Regions from separate parts of the Mus musculus genome. Here region 1 is linked to region 2. Evidence: chromatin loops called from intact Hi-C (ENCODE). Cell type or tissue: left cerebral cortex. All regions are shown on one strand. Each heading gives the region's core, and the rest is flanking DNA. Links, peaks and the distances in the headings are about the cores only.

Region 1 (10,505 bases), core at 2,190-6,189, 59 kb after region 2:
ATGTTCTGGGAGCTGAGTGGTCAGAGAAAAGGAAGGGTGAGCTCACATGGAGTCTTTACCCTGAGTCCTGTCCTCACCCTATCTAGGAGACAGAGCTTTGACTGTGCCATCCCTTCCATACAATCCCCGCATCTGTGATGCACTGTCTCCTAAGGGCCCCACCATTGCAGTGTTCCTTCTGTGGTGTTCTGGTTCCAGGAGCCCTTCACGCCCATCTTGAAGCCTCAGATGAAGTCCAAGGTAGTGAGGAGAGACTAGGGCTTCTCTGGGGTGCTTTCGAGTCATCGTCCCTGGAGAATGATGGTGGCTACTCTGGTCACTTGAAGAAAAGCAGAAAGGCTCGTTTATACAACTCAAAAGTGCAATAGTGGCTCACACCTGTGACCCCAACACCCAGAAGGGAGAATCAGGAGGGTGGCTGCAAGTTCAAGGGCAGCTTGATCTACAGAGAAGAAAAAATAGCCGGGTATAGTGAGTCTAGAGGCACAGACAGGCAGATCTTTTGTGAGTTCAAGGCCATCCTGTTCTACATAAAGTGGTCCACGACAGCCAGGGCTGTGTAGAAAAAGCCTGTCTCAAAAAAAGTGGGAAGGGGAGCTGGTGAGATGGCTCAACAGTTAAGAGCACTGACTGTTCTTCCTAAGGTCCTAAGTTCAATTCCCAGCAACCACATGATGGCTCACAACCATCTGTACAACTACAATGTACTCATATATGTAAAAATAAATAAATCTTTTTTTAAAAGTAGGTGGGGGGAGAAAGAAGCGAAGACTCGATGTTGTGGCAAGAGGTGGCCATACTGTGGAATAGAGCCACACCAGGCCTGATGTGTGTCCCGAGTTGCTTTTCTTGTGAAAGGGCTTTATTGGCATAAGGGTGCCTGGAAAGTACACAGAGGAAGGTGGCTGGCTTCCAGACTCAACTGTTTACCTTCTGTAGAGCAGCCAGGAACGCAGGGAGCTTATTTTCCAAACAGCCCCTGGTTGTCAGGTCTACGGGCCTCAGGCTAATGTCCACCTCCTCCACCAATCCTCAGGGGACCCCTGGCCTTTTTCTGCCTGATTTTTTGTCCTTGCAAACTCCAGTAGCCCAAGATGTACCTCTGGATCCTAAAACGACAATAATGAACACAAGCATGCCCTACCTGGTACTCAAACTAGGCCCTGACACTATGCCCCTCCCCAGTACCTGGCCCAGCGAGGACTGGAGATGGAGACCAGCATGGTAGTTCTGTCTGAACTTAAGGAATGTGCCCACTGTCAGTCTTGGGACCCAGTCATCTTTTCATAGCTGCCGTAGTCTGAAAATACTGTCCTTTTGTCTGTGGTACCTGCCACGGCAGAACCAGCAGGCATGGCTGTAGGTCCTTGGGTGCAGCCTCTCACAGTAACCTTCTTCACTTGCCTTCAAATCCTGTCTGGGTTGGAAGAAAATCTAGTGTGGCATCACCACACAGAGCCAGAGAGGCCCTTTGAGTTTCCTCAAGGAAAACTGAAGCCAGGGTTATGACAAGCTGGTGGCTTGGCAGGGCAGACAGTGGCATTCCTCTGGGCCTCAGGCTACTGCCTGCTACATAGCATGGCTGGCCCTTTTTTTTCTTCCTCGGTTCTTGGTGTTCTGGTCGTAGGAGGCAGGAGTATCATTCCCATCTCCCAGCCTTGCTGTGAGGTCTCAGAAGACACCCCAGAAGCAGAGTCAGGGTGAATCTCCTTAACGTCGAGACCGGCCAGACACAATTTTAAACAACAACAAAAGATCCTTGGGTCGCATCCCTTCCGCTCCTCAGTCTGGTGTCCTGCCTGTATTTGGTTTGTTTGGTACACAAGCCCATCACCATGGGAAGGAAGCATAGCCCTTGATGTTTTCTTATTGGGAGGTCCTTTTTTTTTCTTTTAAATAGGGGTGACATTTTAACATCTCTCCTGGCAGACCATAAAAAGTGGGGTTAAGGACAGCAGGAAGGAGCTGTCGTATTCCCAAAGGCTTATCAGAAGAGTTAAAGTAAGGATGTATGTGCAATAGGTGTGAGCAGGGCCTGAGGGGCTGACAAGACAGAGTATGCAGTATGAACAAGTGTGGGGAATTGTCACCACTCATAGGCCTGCTGGGACAGGGGAACCAAGAATGTAAATGGAGCCATAGAGATAGATGGCTGGCCGTCCTGGGAGATGGGCTGTGCAGAAATACCAGGACTGAAAGAGTCATGAGGACCAGGTACAGGGATCAAGCGTCATGACCTACCTTCGATATCACCTTCGCTATGGCCCCTATCTGCCATTCTGCCGGAGGGCAGCAGCTATATGGTTGTGACTTTTGGGATTGTGACACCCAGGGGACAGAGTGGACATGGGGCAGAGGATGGAGGGTGGGTTGGAAGTTTAAATCAATTGCCTTAGGTCTCACTTTGTATCCAAGCCAAACTCCCACCCACGTCCTAGGCAGGTTTTTTTAAAGCATCTGCCCTCACTTGCTTAATTTGTGATTTCCTTTCCCATAGTGATTGGGAATAAAAGGAGACAGGTATGTATGTCATTCGCTTACTGTCTCTTCAGAATGACAGTTTGTAGCTATCTTTTGTCACAAGTGACACAGACCTAGGCAGCCCTGAATCCTCTTAGGCTAGCTGCCCGTGACAGTGAGGAGTAAGTCAGGGGTTGCTTTCTCCAACCTAGTTGAGGCTCTGTGGGGGGTCAGCCAGGTACTGGGCTGGCGCCACTTGCCTCCAAGAGTCTAGCCTGGCAGGTGGTGATGACCATGTGCTGGCGGCAGACATCTGGCGCATCAGGAAGCGTGGTGTCAGGGTGCCCTGGCTGTTGGCAGGTGCTTTTGGCTTGGGGTCAGGTGATGCTGAATACCAGCCGGCCACTCTGGCTCCCTCGAGGCTTGATCCTCTCAGCCCTGTGTTCTTTACCAAACAAACACATTCCCCTGTGGAGCAGTGTGTGAAGTACTCAACTGACCCCCGGCATGCAGCCCTGTACTCCGGCAGCCCTCCAGGGTCAGTGACACGCCCTGGTTTCAGGGTGGAATCCAAGTGCCCAGGTTGTCAGGGAAGCGACTCCTAGACTTGCCAGGAACACCACTTTGCCATGGCTTCAGAGTATCAGGGGAAGAATATCTGCTTAGATGGAGCTCTGACTGGGTGACTGGTCATTTTTCTTAATCTCTCTGAGCTCTGGTCTCAGTGGTTGGGCAGATGAGGTGTGTCCAGTAAATGCTATCTCCATACAGCCAGTGTACATCGTCCCTGCTTGTGTGCCTTTGGGGACCTGCATGCTAACAAGGAGTCTGGGCTCTCCTCAGCTACTAAGAATAACGAGTAGTGGGGCCCTTGGGCTCTTACTCTGTCTGTCCCATCTCTTGGGGTACTGCCGAGGCTCAGGGGTCCCAGATGTGGACTCAGGAACTGAAGTTCTTCTCCTGTGTTGTTCTCACCTTACAGCTGAACCTCAGCAGACCGATTGAGGAGCAGGGCCCCCTGGACGTCATCATCCACAAGCTGACCGATGTCATCCTCGAGGCAGACCAGAATGACAGCCAGTCCCTGGAATTGGTGCACAGGTTCCAAGTGAGTAAGGGTGGAGGGAGGGCCAGGATAGGAGAGCTGTAAGCTTAGAGCGGTGGCTTCTGTAGAGACAGCTCTGCCACGGGCGAGCTGCGATTTCCTGGGCAAGTGCTCAGCGATGGGCCAGGTCTTGCATGTAACGCAGGTTTGATGTCAGTACTGGTCCAAGTGTTGATGAGCCCAGATAAAGTTTCTGTGTCTCCAGGGCAGGTGTGCTCACTGGCTGGTGGCTCCACCTTGACCCCAGGATGGGACCTTGCTGTTGCACCAGGTCAAGGGTCCCTTTCTTGAAAGCGTTTGAACCATGTCCTGCATTGACGGGAAAGCCTCTCAGTTGTTTGATTTGATATTGTGTATGACACTTCTCACAGGCCCGAGGGAGGATCCCTGCTCCCACCCATTTCCCCAGCAGCTCCAGGTTCTGACCCCTGGTTGACCTGCCTGTCACCTTGGGGTTCTCATGTGGGGTAGCCATTGCTGCTGTCATCGCTGCTGGCTCGCCCTGTGTGTCCTCTCTTGTGGACAGATGCGATTCTTTCCTCTGGCAGGGAGCTCAGGAGTCATGAAACAAAGTCGTATTATCAGCGGAAACTCAGCTAAAACAGTGGCTGTTCCAGGGCCGCCCCAGGCACAGGGCGCTTGGACCAGCACTTTTCATCTGCAGTAATTGGAGGCTGGAGATCCTTTCCTCTGTTAGGACAAAGGGACTCTTGTCACACAGCAGCCATCCTGCTGACAGTGTTCCTCTTGCCACGTGTTCAGGGTTGGTGGCCTCAATCCCCACCCCACCCCCTAGCATCTCATGGCTCTCACCCACTTCCTGGAGACCTCTCACTTTCGAATTTCTTTCCCCACCGCTTGTCCTACCTACTCCGTGCCTCCTGTATGCTGTCTAGGGTGTCCAAAATGAGGTAGGGATTGTCCCTGTGGGCCTCTGCATGGAGCCCCTCTCGTTTGCTCATAGGCTGAAGCTGTGGCCTTGGTCCTCCTCACCTTGTGGGGTTTTCTTGTTTGTAAAATGAGTGCTCGCAGGGAGGAGCTGCTGGCAGTGATGGAAAGAGCTTCCATGCTCAGCCCTAGAGGGTGCTCACTACTGGTATGTGCCATGCATACTCCTTGGATCCCTGCTCTGGGGCAGTTCTTCAAGGCCAGCTCAGGAGTGAGACAAGGCTAGAAGGTTTGGCCTGACTGGCCCCTACTCCCTGGCCTGAAAAGCAGCCAGCTTGAGCCTGTTCCGTATCTACATCCCGCAGGGCAGGTCTCATCAGCTTTGTTTTATAACCAGGAAACTAAGGCTCAGAGGTGTGCAGGGTGTGGCAGGGCCAGGGCTTAATATTGACTTTCTCAGAGAGCCCTCTCTGCTCCTTCCCTGTGTGGCTCTTACACCGTCTCTCAGTGACCAAGTGACCGAATGCCTTCACCACCATCCTGTAGGTACAGTGGACACTCAGTGAAGCAGCCACCATCATGTCTCCTGTCCTTTAGGGGACCCCCAAGTGTCTAACTCCTATGTCTGCAGCTCTTCAGAGAGTGGTTGTTCTCTGGGGAGAGAGCAGAGCCTGGGGATTTGTGTAGAATGTCTGCCAGTCCCACAGAGGATGGTGCTGATGCCTTGCAGGGACCCTGCTAAGCTCCCTCTGGGGGGAAAGCCAGGCCGGGGTAAGGGTGAGGACTCCAGCAGGAGCCAGTCACTCACTCTTGTTCCTCATTACTTTTCTATTGCTGTGATAAAAACACTATGACCAAGATGACTTGTAGAAGAGTTTATTCTAGCTGACAGTTCCAGAGGCAGAGTCGGTAGAGCTAGGGAGACATTAGCAGACAGTGGCAGCCCGGCAGAAGGAGTAGGAAGTTGAGAGCTCACATTCTCAACCTCAAGTGTGAAGCAGAGAATGAACTGGAAGTAGGTGAGGCACTTCCTTCTCAGAGCCTGCCCACAGCAGCACACTTCCTCCATCCAGGCTGCATCACCTAAACCTTCCTCCAGTAACACCAACTGGGAACCAAGTGTTCCCATGCCTGAAACCACAGGGCACGTCTCTCATTCAAACACCATAGGTAGCTCTCTCAAGCCGGCTGTCAGAAAGTAGTCAAGTGACACTGGAACTGGCGTTAGGTCCTGCTGTCCCCCTTCAGTGCCCTGCCGCTTCTTCAGACTCAGGTGAGAGGGAAGGCGCATGAGAGCCGCCTCCAAATCCATGGGCCGTGTAACCCCAGTAGTGTATAATATAGTTATGTTATTATGATCATTATGTCCATAGCTGCTTTGTCTGCATGCATGTCTGTGTACCACATGTGTGCTTAGTGTCCATGTAAGCCAGAAGAAGGCTTTGTATTCCACGGAACTGGAGTTATAAATAGCTGTGAGTCTCTATATGTGCTGGGATGAACAGCCAGTGTTCTTAACCGTGAAACCATCTCTCTAGCTCTAGAAGAGTCAACTTACTGATAACAGATTTACATTGCTGGGGTTACACGACCCATGGACGAAGGCTAGGGATTAGGTCCCTCGGGGCAAGACAGTAGGGACTATCAGCACTGACCTGATCATCTCTCCTTGGGAGATGCAAGTTCAGAGCCAGGCCACATAGATCCAGGAACTGACCCTTGAACTTGACCATGCTATGGCCTTCGTTTTCAAACTCTTGTTCAGTTTTCTGTATTGGACAGTAACAAGAAGGCATTGGCTTGGCTTGGGACCCAGGAGGAACAGAGATGCTATGATCAGGCATGGTGACTACAGGAGCAAGAAGCAGAGCCCAGGACCTGTTATACAGAGAGATCTTCCCTGCACCTTAAGTGTTTTGTGCAGTAGATCAAAGTGAAGGGGCTCTGCCTCAGAAAGGACTCTTCCAAAAGGACCCCATCTTACTCGGGTCCCCAGATTTTAGGATCATATGTAGAAAACGGTGACCTTTGGAGATGTTCTTATGAGCCTCTGGTCCTCAAGGAAGGGAGCTTCGGAACCAAGACCAGCTTCTTCCTTGTGTCCAGGTAGGCAGGTGGGAGGGTGTGGGCCTGGTGCGTACTGCAGTTCATTTGAGCCGGTTGTCATGGAGACCACGCCCGTTCAGTTTTCCCTTTGGATTAACCTCACAATGAGGGCTCGCTGGGATGATTCAGGGTTTTCTGCTCCAAGGGTCATGCAGCCAGCAGTCTGGCGCCTTTGCCCACTGCCTGAGACTTAGTTATCAGTGCACAGACATGGGCAAAGGTTCCCCCGGGGAGGGCCCTGCCTCCTGGGCCATTGGGGATGGGTGTGGCTGGTATACAGGAACCCTGGAGCCTCTTGGCTTCTCAGTGACTTCCTCTAGTGAGCAGTAACAACCTTCTCTGTCACTTTAGTGCCACCTGTCTAGTCTGACTGCAAGGGTTAGACTGGTGGCCCTGGGGCTCCCGAGACTCCCCAAATGGAGCATGCCTGTTGTAACCCAGCAAGTAGGCAGCTCTTCCATGGGTGGTCCCTGAAGAAAGACAGGAAGGAGGCATGAATCCAAAGTGATGGGTTTTCTCATTATTTGTGAGTGTGTGCATGCATTCACATATGAGTTTGTGGGTACATCAGGAGTGTGGGGGTTTTGCTTGATTTGTTTGAGACAGGGTCTCTCTTTGGCCTTGAACTTAGTAGGCCAGGCTGACTAACAAGCTCTTGGGACCTGTCTGTCTCCTCCTCTCTAACACTGAGATTATAAATATATGCCACCATGTGTTTGCGCTCTCTCTCTCTCTCTCTCTCCCTCTCCCTCTCTCTCTCTCTCTCCTTCCCCCCCCCTCTGTCTCTCTTTCTCTCTCTCTCTCTTCTCAGGGTTCTTGGTCAGTCTGTCAGTTGTCTGTCTGTCTGTCTGTCTGTCTGTTTGTCTGTCTGCCTTTTTGCCTTTTCAAGACAGTGTGTCTTTACCTAATCCTGGCTGTCCTGGAACTCACTATGTAGATGAGGCTAGCCTCTAACTCACAGAGATCCATCCATGTTTGCCTCCCAGTGCTGGGCTTAAAGGCATGCTCTACTACTCCTGGCTCTGGATACCTTCTTTAAGGGCAGCCTTGTGCTGTTCCTTCTACCTCTTCCTTCCCACACTAGCCCTCCACAGAAGCCACTCAAGCCTGACTCTTGCCCACCCTTTGTGCAATCGGTCTGTGTAGGCAAGGTCACCTTCGTGAGGATGCTCTATCCCGATAGTAGATGCAGTTCCTGTTCCAGGCCTTCCCCATCTTGGCCTTTACTTTCCACCACTTGGAAGTTCATAATTCATTGTCAGTTGTTGTTGTCTCTCCGGGGCCACCTGCTTCCAGGATCTTTGTCCCTACTGCTGCCCTCCACACCTGGCATATTTTGAATATGCCTCTGTGTTTGTCAATAGAACTGTGGGGAGGGAGTGTCTGGTTTGGGGCTGGGTGGGCCCTGTGGGCCAGGGATGGGTGGAGTACACAGCTCTGGGTGACTAGGAGCAGGGAAGAAGAAAGCCAGGAGATTTAGGGGGCAGGGGCTGCTGCCTGACATGTACGAGGGAATGTGCCCTGGAGCCAGCAGGCTGCAGAGCGGCGTGGCAGGGCCAGAGCTCAGGGAGTTTGGGAGCCAGTCTCTGGAGCTTGGACTTTCTCATGCAGAGAGATTAGGGAGTAAGACGAATGGTCATAAGGTCAGGTTAATTGATTGGGGGGGTGGGGCGCTCAGGATTTTTTTTTGCCAGTGCAAGGTGATCTTTAAGCAGGTAATCACTAGAGCTTGGACATCTGGACCAAAGAGGCCTCCATGCTCAGCCCCAAGTGTGCTGTATTTGTGTTTCCCTTCTCAGCTGCCAGGACAGGATAAAACACTACTTGTTACATCATCCCAAGGATACAGCAGGGAATTCCCGCCCCGACCCCATTTATTGGTTCCTTAGTTCTCCATCGGGTACCAACAGCGAGCTGTTCAGTCACCCTGTGGGAGCCCTGAGGCAGGAGACCCACCCTGTGGGTCTGGGCTCAGGCAGGGAGTGCAGCTTGCTTCTGTACGATAGACTTGGCAACCTCTGGTGGCTGGCGGAGAGCGTGGTGTTCAAGGCTCTTCCTGCTAGCTGGCTGAGGCTCTCTTGGGTCTTCAGGACCTTCAGGTGCTGGCACAGTTCCTCATGGTTAAGGCAAGGGGATGAGAAGGTGGGAAATCTCATGCCGGTTCTCAGTAGGTTCGCCCTGCAGGGAAGGGACTGAGCTCACTCCAGGACTCTTGTTTCCCTTTAAAAATTAAAATAGCCTACAAGGTTTTTGTGAGCATTTTTTTAAATTAATATATGCATATGTGCTTGGAGCAGTGCCTGGCATGGAATGAGAACTCTGTGTGTGTGTCTGTGTCTCTGTGTGTGTCTCTCTATGTGTGTAGGTATGTGTGTGTGTCTGTGTGTGTGTGTCTGTAGGTGTGTGGATATGTGTAGGGGTGTGTCTGTGTGTGTGTGTCTGTGTGTGTGTAGGTGTGTGTGTGTGTCTGTGTCTCTGTGTGTGTGTGTCTGTGTGTGTGTGTCTCTGTGTATGTAGGTGTATGTGTAGGTGTGTGTCTGTGTCTCTGTATTTAGGTGTCTGTGTGTGTCTGTGTCTCTGTGTATGTAGGTGTGTGGATATGTGTAGGGGTGTGTCTGTGTGTGTGTGTAGGTGTGTGTGTGGATATGTGTATGTAGGTGTCTGTGTGTGTGTGTCTGTGTCTGTGTGTGTGTGTCTGTGTATGTGTAGGTGTAAACACTGACCGTTTTCCTCCGTGTTGTCAGGTATATGGTAGTACATGCAGACCCTGTGGCACCAGTGGGGCACTCGCTATGCTTCTAATAAAACTGTCACTACAGTGACAGCAGCACTTTGCTCCCAGCTTTATCTGTGGCCATAGCCAGTTTATAAGTTCTCAATTGTAATTGGAGCCAATGAGGCAGCAATTATGAAAGTGTCCCTGAGTCGAGGCACGCCTGTGAGGGGGCCATGGAAATGTGACTCTGCCTAAAAGGCAGGGTCAGGGAGAGGCAGTAGCCAGAGGGACTTGGCTGTTATTCCTGGCTCTGCTCCTCACCAGTTAGCCCATGTTGGTTCCAGTCACTGTGCCTGCCATACGAGGGACGTTTTAGATGATACTTAACAGTCACCTTGGGATCGCCCCTCACTAGTTCCTAAGTGTGGCTGGCACCTCCCAAGCCATAGCCCCATCCACCCTTCCCTCTCAAGTACGGATGCAATAGCACAAGTGTGGAGTTCAATGTGGCAGCCTCCAGCACTGAGCAGCCCCTAGTGGAGGGTCTATGCTGTGCCGGAGGATGGAGGAGAAGGCAAGGGGACAAAGGTTTCCTTGTTCTTGACCTTCTAACCCAGTTAGGAAGCCAACATCTAAACCCACAAGAAGTTGTGTAACAGTCTAAAGTGAGCTTCTGTTGGTTTGCATGTGGGCCTCTGGGGTCAGAGCTAGAACATGGGACCCAGAAAAGATTTTCTATTGTCACAGCAGATGGATGACAGAGGCTGTCTTTGTCTAGTCACGTACCATGTGGACACCCTGCCTGGATCCTGCCCATCTCTTACTAGCTGTTCCTTATCTCAATCCTTGAGATAACAGAATGAGTTACGAATTTTTCAGGCCTAAGGAAGCTGCCACCTCCCGAGGATCATTTAGAAAGAGGCAGGACTGTGGCTATCACGTATATTCTTGTCATATGTGCATGAGGGGCTCCTTTGGACAGTAGCTAATGGTGCCTTTAGCTACTTCCCTTTCCCTCAGCTGGCTGGAGGGTCAGTAACTCAGGGTCACCTAGGAAGAGTTCAGTACCTTGGATTGCTTCTGACCCAGCTGGTGCCATGTGCTGATGAAACACAGGCTAACAGAAGCCAAGGGACTCAACGCTGCTTATATCCCAGTCCCAGAACAGCAGACTCAGTACAGGGCGGCCATGTGGTCAACCTCAGGATGACTGCAAATCTCAGCCAGAAG
Region 2 (10,505 bases), core at 3,691-7,690:
TATCCTAATCCTTCCATCCTTTCAAAAGTTCCATTCCCTGCTGACAAGCATTCAAGTGTATGAGGGTGGGGGAGCATTCTTATCTACCACTTAATGTGCACAGTGGTATCTGCGGAGATGACAGGCGTAAATCCCCCGATTTACTGCCCTGGTCTCAAGATACTAGTGTGCCATTGAAACGCCTTCTCGAATGGCAGGTGTGGATCTCACATAATGTCTGACAAAGAGCATGGGGGTCAGGCTTGGAGCCTGAGTGCCCTGCTGGGGTCAGGATATGGATAAAACAATCCTTGCATCTCAGGTCAGTGTGAGGACAGTTGAAATATCCCTGGATAAGTCCATCTTGGACAGTCTCTCTGGGCAAGCTGTGGTTGGCCTTGGGCTTCTCCAGACTCCCTAGCGAGCCTTTGTTGGTTTCCTGGCAGGGCGTGATAGGGATGTAAGTTTATAGCTGGCTTTCTTTCCTCCTTCCAGAGTTGCTGGGCCATCCCAGATCCTAACTTGCTCCTCTCCCACAGGGACTGCCCTCAGGTAGAGTTAGCCCTCCCGTACAGTCCAGGAAAGTAAGACTTCTCAGAGGCATTGAGTGACCCATACCCCACCCCACCCCATGCTGGGAATGTGGGCCAGCGGGAACATCCTAGAACTAGGAAAACGTCAGCCTGGAGCTTGGCTTTTGGAGCAAGTGTTGGAGTGAGCCTGTTTACACAGTATCTCATTCACCACTGTTGTGACCATTGTGGATCTGCGGCTTTGTCCTAAGGAGAACTGTGGCAGGCCTGGAAAGCCTGTGGCCACTGGTGGACAGGTGAGACAGCGAGGGTGGGGATACCAGCCACTGCTGTGGTACAGTCTGCTGTGGTGGCTGCTGAGGGAGACCAAAGTTACTCGAAGTACTCTGGTACTCAGGGTAGGGTCTAGGCACGCCCCACCCCCTTCATACTAGACATTCTCAAGAGTTACAGAGTGTCCCTGCACCTCATGTCCACAGGCCTAGACCTGCAGTCTAACAACTCAGACTTCTGAAGAGGCCCCAGTGCCCTGGCTGGGAGGGTGGGGCCGACACTGAGGTCTGTGTGCACTGGTGTTTTGACTTTGCCTAATTGCTGTGGACCAAGAAGCCCAGAGAAACATTTTCCTATCATCTAGAACCCAACGAAGACCCAGTGCGATGACTTGGATTTGAGCCGATCTAGGTTGCATCTAACGTGGCTTGGCTGACTCAGTGGCTGTCTAGCCTTTCTAGACTCCATCTTCTGTATTTGAGGATGGGTTACTGATCTTGTGGAAGCTGAGTAGGAGGGGCTGGTGTTCAGCTTCCGTCGAGTTCCTGAGCTTCCACTGGCATACCCATTTGCGGATAGGGAGACTGAGGCATGGAGCACAATACCTGGCTGTGGGAGGCGGCGAGGCTGGCCTTCTTATGGTCTGGCTGCTGGTAGCTGGTAGCACTTAAGCTTGTGAGGAAGGGAACGTGAAGAAGAAGGGAGATTGCCAGGAGCCTTCTTGGGGAGGCCCCGAGCTGGGTGTGTGCTGCTTTTATGCTGGTTCTTTCCCTGGGCCATTGGAAGCACTGGTCTGGGTGCCACCTGGCCTGGCATCTTCCTTGGCTCCATTCTTTCTGCTGTGTGGGGAGGGGCTTGGGCTGCTGGTGAAACATTTATTGGGCCGACGCTGTAATCACTCTGCAAGGACACTTGCAATTATATCTGCATTTGGGAAGCTAATTTTCAAGAGCTTTTTTTTTCTTCTTCCTAATTACGTGCAATCAGCCAACCGGTGCTCTTGGGATCCCCTCAGCTGAGAGGCGCCTCCTCTCCTCCTCCCGCCTTTCCTTTCAGCTCTGGGCAGCCGGGACACCACAGTGAGTGCTTTTTGTGGAGCCACAGATGAGAGGCGGAAGCAGGAGGAAGGGGCTGATTCTGGCGTGGCTCCAGGTGGTTCATATCTTCCTCAGGAGGCAGGTTGGTGGAGCGCTTGATGGCAGGTGACTTTTCAGTTTAGATGCTGAGTGGCGGTGAGTGACAGCAAGCCCAGATCAGATGAGCGTAAGCCAGAAGGTGAATTTCTGGATCCAGGCAGTCTAGCCATAAAAGGACTGGCCTCTAAGGCCTCAGATTGCTGCTTCTGTCCTTCCCTTCTGTGGCCCAGTCACCAGGGATCTTCTCTCAGGTCTAGATTCTGCTGCCTCCAGCTCTTTCCTAGCTTTGGCCCTTTATGTGTGTCCACTGTTTGTAGTACCTGGCAGGCTCGACCTCTCCTCCACCCTCAGACTCTCATGGCTTCAGCCTGTACTCATTCCAGGGCTTGCTTATTCACCCTCCTTGAGAGCATGAGCTTGAGAGCATGAGCCTTTCCTGATAGTTCCATTGGTGAAACCGCCTGGCCCCTTACCAGTCTTCAGAAGCACATAGGAAGTATAGAATGAATAAAACCATCTCTTAGTATAGGGGGTGAAGGGGAGGCCAGTCACACAGAGGACTTTAGTCTGAGAAATTGAAACTAACTGACCTGCTGTGAACTGGCCTCATGACCCCCTGAGCTGCACTCTGATATCTGGGGTCATTCTTGCACACTCACTGCCTTCCTGAGTGGGTTGCAAGACACAGCTGACCTACACATGGTCCAGGAGGAAGAGGTTCACCTGGAGCAGACTTCTGACTGATAGCCCTGGCAGGCCCCTGGGTTCCATGGTATCCCGGCTTCTGTCCCCTTTGATGGGTGCTTCCTGGGAGAGGATTTAGTGGGAGATTATAGAAAGGGGGTGTGTCTGGCATTTGGGTGAAATACAGGCAGGTGGTCAGTGTGTGTATATTTGTGTGTGTGTGTGTGTGTGTGTGTGTGTGTGTGTGTGTGTGAGTGTACCAGCCTGTGAGCAGTGCACAGCAGACCGGGTATGCACAGTGGGTAGGGAGGTGGCATCTTTTAGGGGCCTCACTGGCAGGTGGTAAGAGAAGCTACAGGAAGGCATGCTGGGGCAGGGTGGTGAGGTGAGTCATGCTCCTTAAGTAGAAGGGCATGGGCTGGAGGGTGGACACACAGGGTACCAGGAACACTGTCTGCAGACCTGCCTGCTGGCCCACAGCACACAGGTCTGCGCCTTTTGCATATGTTGCCCCCGATGCCTGGCAGGCATTTATTTCTCCCTCTCCTTTCTTCTCTTTCAGTTGGAGAAAGATATTCCTGTTTTTGTCATTTCTTCTGCACAGGGCCCTGGTTCTTGGCATCGGTCCGTTGGCTGCTGTGACCCCCGTGTGGGGCTCTGAGGGATTACTGCAGATGTTTGGGGCCTGTTGCCATGACTCCCAGCTGCAGAGCCTGGCAGGGCATGAACACTGGGAAAGAAGGAGGTGGGGGGCATGTGCCTGCCTGCCAGGCACTAGCCCTTGGAGCTTGACTCTGGGCAAATGGGGGTCTTCTGAGGCCTCAGGCTTGTCTTCACCAGAGGCCTTCCCACCTGTTCCATAGCCCTGTTTCCAGCTGATTTCTCTCTTGTTAGCAGGTTCTGGCTCCTTTGGAGGTTGGGTGGTGTCCTTAAGACTTCTGTCATCTTTGCCACGAGCGTCTGTCTCTCCTCTTGACTGTTGGCATGCACAGCCTTCTCTCAGTGTGGGTACTCTCCTCTCACAGTCTTTTGTTCTGGGAGCTAACCATCTCATTTGTGATTGGCACCCATTTTTCTCATCCCCTTTGTTTCTTAGACGGTTCCTTCTTCTTGAGAAGCCAGCCCTGTGCTGAGGGATGGCCAAGGGGACCTGGGTTGATACTGCAGTCCATGTCCAGGCTACTGTACGTCCGGATGTTTGAGTCCAGTCATGCGTTAAGGAGTGTCTTCTGTGCCATTGACTTTTAGTCAGGGCTGTTCCTCTGTTGTGGAAGACTTTACCCTCGAGGATCAAGGCTCCAAGAGAGGATTTTATCAGGCTTGGGGAAAGGGATGGCTGAGGTAGCTCTGTCTAGAACTCTTTCCCAAATATCCCAGAGGCCTCACCTAGCGCACTTGAGCCTCAGCCAGGTGAACAGCCCCATACAGGCCACATTACATTGCTGTGGGCTGAGGAGACCCTTGCTGACAGACAGTCCTGAATTTAGACTGTGGCTTTGTTCTCTGCTTGCTCCCAGCCTTGGGGACCTGAGTTCAAGTCAGTCCCATGCAGCAGGGTGCGGGGGGGGGGGGGGGATACAGGAGGTAAGTTTGGGGAGGAGTCGTTCAGCACATGAACAGTGCCTGGCACTCACAGGCCCCTCCAGCTTCACCTCCTCCTCGGCCCCTCCCTCCTCTGGCTTCGGGAAGAAGGCTGGGTGGGTACGAGCCTGCCCAGCTGCTGCAGGTGTTGGCCTACCATCTGCTTGGGTCATATCCAGGCCTTCAAAATCTCTGGAAACTGGAGGGTCTCGAGTCTCAGATCAAGTTGCTGCCTGTTGAGACAAGGGGCTCAGTGCATTTGGGACAGGGACTAGGGCCAGGTCACTAAACCCCCAGGCCTATAAATGGCGAGCTTGACTGGCCCTGGCAGGGCCCTGATATGCCTGGGTGCTGGCCCAGTTTTAGGTTCCAACTGGCTCCATGCTTGGAGAGTCTGTTACTACACAGTGTTGGCAGAATCCGGGATGGGACCTGCCTCAGAGCAGGGAGTCCTGGGGTTGGACATGGCTTTCCTTGATCTCAATATGAACTTGGAGGTGGGGGTGGGTGTCAAGATTATTACCCCTTTCCCTAGTTCAAAGCCAAGGTATGAGGCCTGGGTTCTTATCTTAGGTCTCTGAGGTCCAGGACCAGTCCAGGCCGCTTCCCAGGCCCCCTGTTCTCATCAAGGACCCCAGTGGGAATGTCTGGTACGGCTCACTGACTCGGTAGGTGAGTGGTGCCACGTGAACTCCGCCTTTGGCCATCCAGCTTCCCCTTGAATTCCTGGGCAGGTTTTCCTTTGCCCCTTCTCTACCCTGGGAACTTTGAGGAAGTGTCCCGTGTCACAGGGTGGCAACACCGCTGAATCTTTGGTGCTGTAGCCGACAGAACAAGGAGCCTACCAGAGATGGCCAGGTCTTTGTGTTCAGACTCTGTGACCCAGCTGCCTTGCATGGTCAGAGGGCACAGTGCCACAACAGGGGTGATCCCGAGACAGGGAAATTGCCCTGGATTAGCTGGGTGGACCCAGGGCTGTCACAAAGGTCCTGATAAGATGAGGAGGGAGTGCCAAAGAGAGGAGATGAGGCTAGTCAGCGATGTGGCTGGGGGCCAAAGAGTGTGACAGTTTCCAGAACTGGAGAGGCCAGGCCAGAGTGCAGTCCTCCCACCCTGAGAAGGAAGAACAGGCCGACCCACACCATGGAAGGTTCTCTGTTGCTTTTAGTTGTCCTCTGTGGATCCAGTGTGTTTCATTTGTTACGGAAGCCATAGGCTACAAATACAGTACTCATTTACAATGACCATCTCCATCCGGCTGTAGGGTGAGACTGCAACCTCAGAGAGCAGTTTTGGGTCAAGGTCGGAACTCTCTCTGGCCACGTGGATATCAGAGCCAGGCTTCTTGGCTTTCTACCCCATGGCAGACCAGTGGATAAAGGGTAAAGTCACTGCCTGCACCTTGGGACCAAGGTTTGGGCAGTGTGTAGACAATCCTCTGAGGCAGGCAGGGCCAACTCTGCCTCTTGCTCTGTCATGAACCCTCAGGCGCCTCCTGCTGGTGAGGGTGGTGAGGATGTTGGCTGAACTTGGGACCCCATGGCACACCCGCCAGCCAGCTCATGGTTTATACCCCTCCGCCTCTCATGGGACTGTTTACATCGAACCTGTGGCTTAGGGGCTCCCCTGTGCCAGGGTTCCACAGAGAAGCCCAACATCTGACGGTGACAGTCAGGTGAGGGAAATCTATGTCCAAGAGTCCCTGTAAGGTGTGTGGCTTCAGAATCCCCAGGCGCTCCTGGGACCAGGAAGGAGTTTATAGTTGGAGAGGTGCGTTGGCCGCTCAGGAGACAGCTCAGTCACTGGTGTGTAGCCTTTCTGAGTGTGAGTACTCTGCATGCTTGCTGTCTATGTGCAGGGCTGCTTCTGTAAACAGTGGGTGTTGGAAAATCGTGAACCATGGACAATAGAATTCTTCCTCTCAGAGTTCCAGAGCCTCCCTGCTCAAAGCTTACCTTACTCTCCAGGTCAGGATTGTTCTTGCATTCCTGGGGCTCAGAGTACTGCATCCAGGAAGCAGGCTACACTGTGGGTCTCAGTAAGGTCTACTGGTAGCTAGGTTGACAGAAGCCTTCTGTTAGGTCTCCTCATCCTTGGTTTCCCTCCAGTTGAGGGCCCAAAAGATCTCAAGGTGAGATTGCTCTACAGAGTTTAGGTGTGTCAGAGAAGGATAGACCTGAGGCCTTTCTGGCTGGCTGGAACCTATCCTGGAAGGCCCTGTGGCTCCCCCCACCCCCGTTGTGATTCCGCTCTGAAGACCAAAGAGTAGGCTGCATGGGCAGTGCATCCCAGATGCTTGCCACTCCTGGAAGCTGGGTGAGTGAGTCATCTGCTCTGCCAGCGTAGGGTCACCGGAAGAGCCACTTCCGGGCCCCACCGGCTTGTTGGGGTCTTAGGGTTTGATGAGTCAGGTTGCTTCATCTGTGCTGAGACCCACACTCGGGCCTGATTGCCTCCCTTGGATGGGGCACACGGTATGGGCAGGGTCTTCAGGTGGCTGACTTTCAATTAAGGGAATGAACCTCCATCCCATTAAAAAAAAGACACATGGCAGCTTCCAGTTTATCTGGTTCTTTTTCTGCTGCTGTCCAAACAATTCATATGTTTGTGCTGGCTTTAAAATTCTGTTCATATGTTGTCTTTATATCAGGCCATTTCAGTTCCTGGCACTGTTAAACAGGAGGGAAATCCAAATCACAGAGCAGTCGGCAAGGGAACGGGGATTCCACGGAGGCCACAGGCAGGCAGGCGGCTCCAGGCTGAGCCTGGCACTGAAAGTCTGGAAAGGGGGCACTAATGCAGTGTGGTGCCTGCTGGGCATAGCTGTGGGCAGGGAAGGCAAAAACCAAGACCAGCCTCTGGGTCTGGGGCCTCACTGCCTGCAGCCTCATGGGCGCTCATTGGCAGTGTTGGCTGGTGGTGCAGCTGACGAGCCACTGAGGGAAGGGTCCTTGGTGTATGTGGCATTACGGGTGAGCTGCACTTTGCTACGTGAAGACGGGCATTCGCATAGAGGTGACCGCTGGGAAAGCCCAGATGTGGGCGAGGCTTAGGTGACTTAGAGAAGGGAACTATGGGAGTGGGGGTGAGGGAAGAGTCTGGTGTTACCGGCTGTTCAGTACCTTGTAGGCTGCTTTTTCATCTGCTACCAGCCAGGAGTTTAAAGTTTGGGGGTGTAAAGATAGGGCACACCCCTGCTTCCTGAACGGCAGTTGTCAGTCAGGACAGGCTAGGTCAGGCTGCAGGGACACTGCAAGAGAAACACTGAAGGCCTAGCTCAGGCTCTTACAGAGTCCACTGTGGTTCCCTCCGCAGTATCCCCTTAACTGTGCACTGTGGTCACTTTAGACCAGATAATTCTGTCCTGCACATTATGGAGTCTGTCTTTTGGTTGCTTGTGGCACCACTCCCAGTTGGCAGCATCCCCTGCTCTTGTGGATGGCGTTTGGGGGAAACTGGTCTCAAACTCACAGTCCTTCTGCCTCAGCTTTCCAAATGCTGGGTGAGGGTCCACCTGGTAACTACCTTCTTTGCAGACTGGCCCAGGTCAGGAGGACTGGTGAGAGGGTCCAGTGGTCACAGCTGAATGCTGCTTTCTGAAATACATGCTGTATCTGTTCATGTGTCATTACCCAAGGCCAGGACTGTGCCCACGGCAGACCGAGGGAGGGGCCTTAGTGGTACTTAAGAGTCCAGGAAGAGGACTGCTGGTGTGGACAGCCACCATCTTGAACCTGGAGCTGTTCCTCTCCAAAGGAGGGGCCATCTCTGCTCTTTCTGCAAGTGTTTAGCTCCCCAAGGGTGTACTCTCCCTGCAGTTCTGGGGAGGGGTCCAGCTGGAAGACAAGATTATGACTTTGAGTCTGCTCCAAACTGAACACATTTTACCAAGAAAAGTCCCCTAGGCACAGGCTTTTAATAACATTTAAATTATTAAGCTTTACCTTTTATTGTTACTTTCATGGTATTGTTGAAAGTAATGGATTTGCCCATAGCCTGGGCCCTCTGCCCCCAAGGACCCAGATGCTGACCCTGGCCTAGAACCTCAGTTCTGAGTGTCTGCTGTGACCGTGGTGTGGCCCTGCCTTGGGGTCACTTCAGCTTGTCTCTGGGAAGGACTTGGGAGACTGCCTGATGTTTCTTTCTCTCTGTCAAGGACACAATGGAGAAGTCTGCCTTCTCTCCAGCCCCTCCTCCCAGCTGCCCTTGCCCTTGCCCCGAGGCCTTGCTGAGGTCATCGTGTGGTGCTTTTGGATTCATTCTGTGCACACAAGTCCCCATTCTCCTTCTGGACATTGAAGTCCCCAGTCTCCTTCTGGACATTGTTCTCAGTGGAGTTGTGTACGGGACACAGGGTTCTGCCCCTCGAAGCTCTCTTGTGGCCTTGGTGTTGTTTCTCATGGAAATACAAAGCTTCCAGCCCGACTCTGTTTACTGCTGCATGCTGTTCCTTTGGTGGGGTGGCTTGCGGCCTGTCTGTGTCAATTCTGGCAAGTACCTCACTCTGCGCTTCAGCTGCAGCTGCCATCCCAGAGCCCGAAGCTTTCAAACGGTTGTGTGTCTGGATGATGAGGTGGGACGGTAGTCACTTGACAGCCAGCTCCCTGGTTTCTGTCCCCTCTCCCGTCTTTAATGTTCCCCTCTTGTCCCTTGTTTTTAAGGCTCGAGATTTCCTTTCTGAATTTTCTGATTAGGACAGAATTTCAGGAGTCTGCTCTTGGGGGGTCCCTGATGAAGAACCGAAGTGAGCCCTACAGGTTGATTTTTTTTTTTCCCTGAGGTGGAAGGGTTGCTATGGAGCCCCCTCCCCCCCCCCCCCCCCCCACCTACCCGCCTCTTCCCTATTATATGAAGGTGTCAGAGGCTCAAGAACTTTGCCCAGAGGCTGAAGACTTTTCTTGCCTACCTGGGGATCACGCCCAACTATGTCAGGCCAGTCAGTCTGGGAAAACACTCCCCTCCCTCTGAGCACCATCTTGCTTCTCCTTTGAGTAATACAGTAGTGACCAGGACCTTCTCCTTGTGGGGCTGCAGGTTGCGAGTGCCTGTGTAAGGAGAGGGGACTCTCAAAGTCTCTGTTGTCCTCCCTCTTCCTAGAGGTCTGAGCTGGATAAGGTGCCTGGGCCCCCGGGGAGCTCAGCTCTCTGTGAGATAACCGCCAGGCTTCCTCGCTTGCTCTATTGGATGCATCCCATCTGTTTTCAAAGTTAGAGACCCCCCCCCCCATTGCTGTTCAAGATTGGGGTGATTGGAAGCAACTACAGGTGGCTTAGCAGGAGAGAGCCACGTGCTGACATCATCTAGATATCAGCATATTTCCCCCCAGAGGGAAACTGGCCCCTCCAGGTGTGGGTGATGTGTGCCTTTTTGTCACCTGCTTTTTTTTCCCATCTATATGTTGATGTTTAAGAGTGCATCTTTGAGCAGCTAAAGGCTGTGTGACCTGCCTGGGACAGGCCCCCCTCACCTATGGAGCCAGCTTCAGTTTTCTTCTCTCTCCAGTTGGGCTTGGATGACCTGGGGGCAGATGATCCAGGTTCTCAGTGTGCAGAGGCTCCTCATGACTTTGTCCCCTTGCTGTAGGCACGGGTGGCCTGAGGCCTTGCTGGTGTGTGTCTGGCCTGTGCCTTGTGCAGTCATGGGAGCAGGTAGGTATTGCCTGCCATTCCTTCAGGAGGTGCAGGGAGATGAAATGACCCGAGAATCTCCAGTGGTGACAACCGTAGCATTCCCTCATTGGGTTCTTTGGGGCCACGTCCTTTTGGGACATAGGGTTAAAGGGTACGCTAGCCCTTGCTTTCTCCAGTTGACCCAGCTGGTTCTTGTGGCCCTCAGCCTGACTGTCTCCTCTGTCAGCCCCTCTGTTGGTCCTCAGGAAGCTGTTGCCCAGCAGCTAGTTGGCAAACATGTAAGAAGTGATGAGGGTGACCTCAGCTGAGGGGAGATCCTGCCTGCTTCCTGAGGCCTCGGGGATGCAGGCTGACATTTATTGTGCCCTCTGACTGCTGTGCCAGGCTTGGGAGCTAAGCTGCTTTTCCATATTTATAGCTCTACTGGACAGCAGCCCTTTATGAGCAGCTGTTGGCTGGTAGGCACCAGAAGTAGGCCTGGGCACAGTTTTTCATTTTACTCAGTTCCACCGTCTCAGGGTGCCCAAGTGAGTGAGTAAGTTGCAGGGCCCTGATCTTGCTCGGACCCAGCCTTTTCTTTCCAAGCATCTGCCCTTTCTTAGCAAAATATTCATATGGGCCATCTGAGGCTCTGTGGGTCTTGGTTTTGCTATTTCTCCCTGAGCGGCAGTAGTCTATACTTGAGAACT

Evidence for each region. Hi-C counts contacts between places; a loop is a spot of excess contacts. Peaks named below come from ENCODE experiments on the same cell type or tissue, not always from the same donor. Only the 100,000 strongest peaks of a DNase experiment are listed, where the experiment ranks them.
Region 1: a loop joins it to region 2, with 1.8 times the contacts of the local background. A loop is called at or near these places in 1 of 42 quality-filtered maps.

What each region holds. Positions count from the first base shown.
Region 1 is chr12:102,616,363-102,626,867 of GRCm38, reverse strand. Itpk1 (inositol 1,3,4-triphosphate 5/6 kinase) reads left to right here. Exons shown (of 10, transcript NM_172584.3): 3 at 3,443-3,568. Among named protein-coding and RNA genes, the nearest start is that of Mir1936, 63 kb to the left of the region's middle. In left cerebral cortex, for the core only: no CTCF peak of the experiment used is centred there; a DNase peak (open chromatin) is centred at 4,241; H3K27ac peaks cover 537 bases.
Region 2 is chr12:102,676,964-102,687,468 of GRCm38, reverse strand. All of the region lies in intron 1 of Itpk1 (inositol 1,3,4-triphosphate 5/6 kinase), which reads left to right. It overlaps Mir1936 (microRNA 1936), which reads left to right and starts at 2,449; the gene lies at 2,449-2,541. In left cerebral cortex, for the core only: a CTCF peak has its summit at 5,685 (motif pointing left); no DNase peak of the experiment used is centred there.